Regions from separate parts of the Homo sapiens genome. Here region 2 is linked to region 1. A link is a loop called in an ENCODE intact Hi-C map of the cell type or tissue named here. Cell type or tissue: HepG2. All regions are shown on one strand. Links, peaks and the distances in the headings refer to the core of each region. The heading gives the core; the rest is flanking DNA. Region 1 has its middle 24 kb from the start of ADORA2B. Region 2 has its middle 55 kb from the start of LINC02087.

Region 1 (2,926 bases), core at 260-2,759:
CTCAGCAGGAAATGGGTGCCTTGAAGCCCAGTGGTAGGCATGTTGCAAGGGTTGAGCCTCCTGAGGTCAGGAGACAGCCACCAGGTACAGCAGTGGATGTGCCCAGTGGGTGGGAAGGGAAGGGAAGGGAGGCCAGGTGGGATGCCAGGTGGGGGCAGAGGAGGCTCCAGTGGCCAGCTGGGTGTACAGGATGGAAAAGACCCACTTTCTCCAGCCACTTTTTATAAAAAATAAAAATAATTTTTTTAAAGAAAACCTTTGTTCATGAAGAAATTGGGTGAATGTGTCTAGACAAGATTGATTGTAATACAGACCCAAAGACAGTTTCAATTAGCGTCAGCGTGAAATCCTGTAAGCCAGAGTTTTAAACCTTTTCCCTAGACCAAAGTACCCCAGTGGCCCCCAGGGGGTCTCAGAACACAGTTTGAAGCTGTGTACTACAGTAATTTTTTTTTGAAATCTTTTATTTTGAAGCCTTATAAATGCTTCAGAGTTTTCAGAAACTCAAATACTGAATGTTCTCATTATAAATGGGAGCTAAATAATATGTACACATGGACATGCAGAGTGGAATAATAGACACGGGAGACACAGAAGGGTGCGAAGGCGGAAGGGAGAGTGAGGCATGAGAAGTTACTTAATGGGTGCAATGTACACTATTCAGGTGATGGCTATACCAAAAGCCCAGACTTCACCACTGTTCAGTATACCCATGGAACAAAACTGCAGTCGTATCCCCTAAATTTATACAAAATAAATAAAAGTTTCTGTTCCCCTTATGACATAGCAATGATTGTTTCATATAAAAGTGACTACTTTCAGGCCAGCCACAGTGGCTCACGCCTGTAATCCCAGCACTTTGGGAGGCTGAGGCGGGTAGATCACAAGGTCAAGAGATTGAGACCATCCTGGCCAACATGGTGAAACCCCGTCTCTACTAAAAATACAAAAATTAGCTGGGTGTGGTGGCACGTGCCATTAGTCCCAGCTATTCAGGAGGCTGAGGCAGGAGAATCACTTGAATCTGGGAGGTGGAGGTTGCAGTGAGCCAAGATCGTGCCACTGCACTCCAGCCTGGTGATAGAGGGAGACTCCGTCTCAAAAAAAAAAAAAAAAAAATGTTGACTTTCCCCACCACAAATTTTCACATAAAAATGACACGCCAGAAAGGTGCATCACAGCACCGCGCAGGTATTTGTGACAGGCCTCATCCCTTGGAGGCTGCGAGCCCAGCTGGAGAAGCACAGCAGGGGGCCAACGGGATGACTCACAGATTGCACAACTGTAGGCATCTGGGAGCTCCCTGCTGATGGTCTTCTCAGACTTTCAACAGGTCTTCTATAAAAATTCTCTCGCTCTGGAATTGTTTGTATATGGCAATGTGGGAAACCAATGTTTGAGTCCAAGAACATGTGCCAGGCTTCCGGCCTTCCGATCATTCCAGGATGAGTCAGTGAGCCAGTGGGGCACCCGTGTGAGTTTTATCATCCATCTCCCCAGGCCATGGAGGATTTCTCCCCTGCTTCAGACAGTCATAGACAATGGAAACCTGTTTCCAGAAAGCAGACAAGCTGAGCCTGGGGATTTGGCAAATCTCAATCAGAACTGGCTCCAAGCATCTTCTAGGTCTCACTTACAATTTAAAGCAACAGGCGGCTTTTACTCAACTGGAAGGTCTCAGCCTGTTCTTCTGCAGCAGCAGTGATGCTATGAGATCTCTGCTGCTAACAAAGCACCACTGCAAATGGCTTCTGGAGATATTATCCCTCTTGATGGTTGCTGTCATTATCTCCTTTGAAAGTGAAATTTACCTGACACAAAATCAGAAACTAGAAGATCCATTTTCTGTAATCGTGTAAATGTTGTTTTAAAGTGACAGTTGATGCTAAAATACATGTTCAGTACAGAAAATACCAAAGGCGCAAAGAAAATAAAAATGTCCTATCATCACACCAAAAATGGGTAATGAAAATTAACATATTTTTTGGTAGTTTTATCAGCACACGTCAGTATCAGTTAGAATTAGGTTAAGTGGCAAGGGATAGAGTCCTGAAAAACAGTGCTTTAAGGTAAGAAACTTCCTCCCTTCTCATTAAAAAAAGAAGTCCAGAGGTAAAACTTCCAAAGCTAGCATGCTGAATTCACAAAATTATTAGGGATCCAGGCACCTTTTAGCTCTCACATCCTTAAGGGAGTGGCATTTATCCTCATAAATGAAAATGGCTGCCAGAGTTCCAGTCATCACAACTATATCCCAGGAGACAGAATAAAGTTTATGTCTTCCTAGAAGACTCATGTGACACTTTCTGTTATATTTCATTAGTCCCATGGCTACACCTAGCTTCAAGGAAGGGTGGGAAATCTAGTCTGGGGTTCTGTTACAAAAAGGAAGGATGACTTGTGTAGGGAATTAGAAGTCTGTGACAGTTTATATACTTTTTCATCTTAAAGTTTAACTCTGAATAGATTCAAACATTTATTTTTACTTGACTCAAAAAATTATGAAAAAATATACAGTGAAAGACCGTGCCACTCAGTCTTCCCTTCCCTTCCCAGATGCGTACACACTGGTAACTACTGTTATCAGTATTTTGTGTACCCTTCCAGAGTTTCTTAGGCACATACAGGCAAATGTGAGTAGCATCATATCCTCTTATTTTTAACCCCAAAGTTAGCATGCTATGCATTTTATTCTGCACCTGGCTTTTTGTTTTTGTTTGGGTTTTTTTCTTTTCACTTAGGCAAATGTCTCCAAGACACATTGCTATCAATACATAGAAAGCATCCACATTCTTTTTTTCTGCTGCATGGTATTCTATTATATGGGTGTAGCATCAATTATCTAGTCCCCTATGATTAGGGTAGCCATAAAACCAACCATCCAGATTGGGACATTTTCAAGAGTGAACAGGGCTGTATTATTAAT
Region 2 (2,868 bases), core at 369-2,868, 48 kb before region 1:
GTGTGCTTTGGGGCACCCGCTCCCACTCTTAGTGGTGTGTGCACTCCCAGAGGTATGAAACTATGAGGAATAAAAATGGCTTTCTGAACAAAAATATCAAACAGTGTAGAGACCTGTCAGATTGTTCGCACAGCAGATGGGGAGGGACGCGTTCTCCCACTTTAATGTACACAAACACCAGAGAAGTAGCCCCAACAAGTCTAAGCTGGGCCCATCAGCCTCTTCCTCGGGAATTTTGGAAATAAAACTGAGTAAGATCACCTTAAAATACAAAGCCCAGATGCTATTGGCAGGCATGTTTTTGCCTCTGTGCAGAAAATAGTTAACCCAGGAGGCCTGGGATGGCTCTCCTTAGCAAGGCTGCTTGCAAGGCTGGCCCTTGGCTGGAGTCTGAGAACTAGGATTACAGGAGGGTTCACACCATTCCCAGAACTGATGAGAGGGGCTCACGGTTCTGAAACTGTTTGTGCAAACACGTGGTTTGTGCTGAACAGCGGCTTATCTGTGAGGAGTCTGGAATGTGGTATATGCTGGGCAGAAGGGGCCCATGTGACCAGCCCCTGATAAAAACGCTGGATGCAGAGTCCCTAATGAGCTTCCCTCATTAATTAATTAATTAATTCCTTGGGGGAATTAAACGTGCCCGTGACTGCTGGAGAGGACTCTTGGAAGCTCATGCCTCTGGACTTAACGCCCTGCGCCTTTTCCCTTTGCGTATATGGCTTTGTGTCCTTTCACTGTAATAAATTTGTGCATAGCTGTGGCCATGACTTCATGCTGCGTCCTGTAGGTCCTCCCTCTGATCATTGAACATGGGCTTTTTATTGAGCCTTAAAAAGGAGTAAGGCACTGACACAGGCTGCAGTATGAATGTTCGCTGAAGACGTGATGCCAGGTGAAAGAGCTGGGTGCAAAGGCTACATCTTGTTCGAGTCCATTTATAAGAAAAATCCAGAATAGGCAAATCCACAGAAACAGAAAGCAGATGAGTGTTTGCCAGGGGCTGAGGGGAGAGGGGAATAGAGAGTGGGGTGGCTGCTTAGTGGGTACAGTTTTCTATTGTGTGATGAAAATGTTCTGGACTAGTGATGGTCGCACAACATTGGGAATGTACTAAAAGCCACTGAACTATACACTTTAAACTGGTTTAAATATACAGTTTGGTTCCATTGGTCTTTTATACCAGTACCATGCCGTTTTGGTAACTAGTATAATTTGAAGTCCAGTAATATGATGCCTCCAGATTTGTTCTTTTTGGTTAGGATCGCTTTGGCTATTCAGGCTCTTTTTTGGTTCCATATGAATTTTGGGATTGTTTTTTCTAATTCTGTGAAAAATGATGGTATTTGGATGGGAATTTCATTCAGCAGATTGTAGATTGCTTTGGGCAGTATGATCATTTTCACAATGTTGATTCTATGAGCATGGGATGTGTTTCCATTTGTTTGTGTCATCTATAATTTCAGCAGTGTTTTGTGGTTCTTCTTGTACAGATCTTTCACCTCCTTGGTTAAGTATATTCCTAGGTTTTTGTTTTTGTTTTTGTTTTGCAGCTGCTGTAAAAGGGATTGAGTTCTTGATTGATTCTCAGCTTCGTCGTTGTTGGTGTATAGCAGTGCTACTTCTTTGTGTACATTGATTTTGTAACCTGAGACTTGACTGTATTTGTTTATGAAATCTAAGAGTCTCATGGAAGAGTCTTTAGGATTTTCTAGGTATATGATCATATCATCTGCAAATAGAGATAGTATGACTTCCTCTTTTCCAATCCGGATACCCTTTATTTATTTCTCTTGCCTAATTGCTCTGGCTAGGAGTTTCAGAACTGTTGAATAGGATTGGTGAAAGTGGGCATCATTGTCTTGTTCCTGTTCTCATGGGGAATGTGTTCAACTTTTCCCCATTCAGTATTACGCTGGTTGTGGGTTTGTCATATATCCACATATATATTATTTTGAGGCAAGTTCTTTTATGCCTAGTTGTTAAGAGCTTTTATCATAAAGAGATGCTGAACTTTGTTGAATGCTCTTTCCGCATCTATTGAGATGATCATATGGTTTTTGTTTTTAATTCTGTTTATGCGATGTCACATTTATTGATTTATGTATCTATCAACTTATACAAAAAATCAACTCAAGATGTATCAAAGACTTAAATATAAGACTTGAAACCATAAAAATTTCAGAAGACAATTTGGAAAACTCTTCTAGACTTCAGCCTAGGCGAAGAATCCATGACTAAGACCCCAAAAGCAAATGCAACAAAAACAAAAATAAGTAAATGGGACCTAATTAAACTAAAAAGCTCTTTACAGCAAAAGAAATAATAATCAGAGTAAACAGACAACCCACAGAATGGGAGAAAATATTTGCAAACTACAGTCCAACAAAGGACTAGTATCCAGAATCTACAAGGAACTCAAACAAATCAGCAAGTAAAAAACAAGTAATCCTATCAGAAAGTGGGCAAAGGATATGAATAGACATTTCTCAAAAGAAGATATACAAATGGCCAAGAAACATGTGAAAAAAATACTCAACATCGCTAATCATTAGGGAAATGCAAAATAAAACCACAATGAGAGACCACGTTACTCCTGCAAGAATGGCCATTATTAAAAAGTCAAGAAACAATAAATGTTGGCGTGGATGTGGGGAAAAGGGAACGCTTATACACTACTGGTGGTAATGTAAATTAATACAACCTCTTTGGAAAATAGTATGGCTATTCCTTAAAGAACTAGAAATAGATCTACCGTTTAATTCAACAATCCTACTACTGGGTATCTACCCAAAGGAAAAGAAGTCATTATATGGAAAAGACACACATGCATGTTTATAGCAGCACATTCACAGTTGCAAAGATGTG

What was found. Peaks named below come from ENCODE experiments on the same cell type or tissue, not always from the same donor. Only the 100,000 strongest peaks of a DNase experiment are listed, where the experiment ranks them.
Region 2: a loop joins it to region 1, with 12 times the contacts of the local background. A loop is called at or near these places in 4 of 110 quality-filtered maps.

What each region holds. Positions count from the first base shown.
Region 1 is chr17:15,919,620-15,922,545 of GRCh38, forward strand. It overlaps a transcript of ADORA2B not described here. Among named protein-coding and RNA genes, the nearest start is that of ADORA2B, 24 kb to the right of the region's middle. In HepG2, for the core only: no CTCF peak of the experiment used is centred there; a DNase peak (open chromatin) is centred at 1,352.
Region 2 is chr17:15,871,111-15,873,978 of GRCh38, forward strand. It overlaps a transcript of ADORA2B not described here. Among named protein-coding and RNA genes, the nearest start is that of LINC02087, 55 kb to the left of the region's middle. In HepG2, for the core only: no CTCF peak of the experiment used is centred there; no DNase peak of the experiment used is centred there.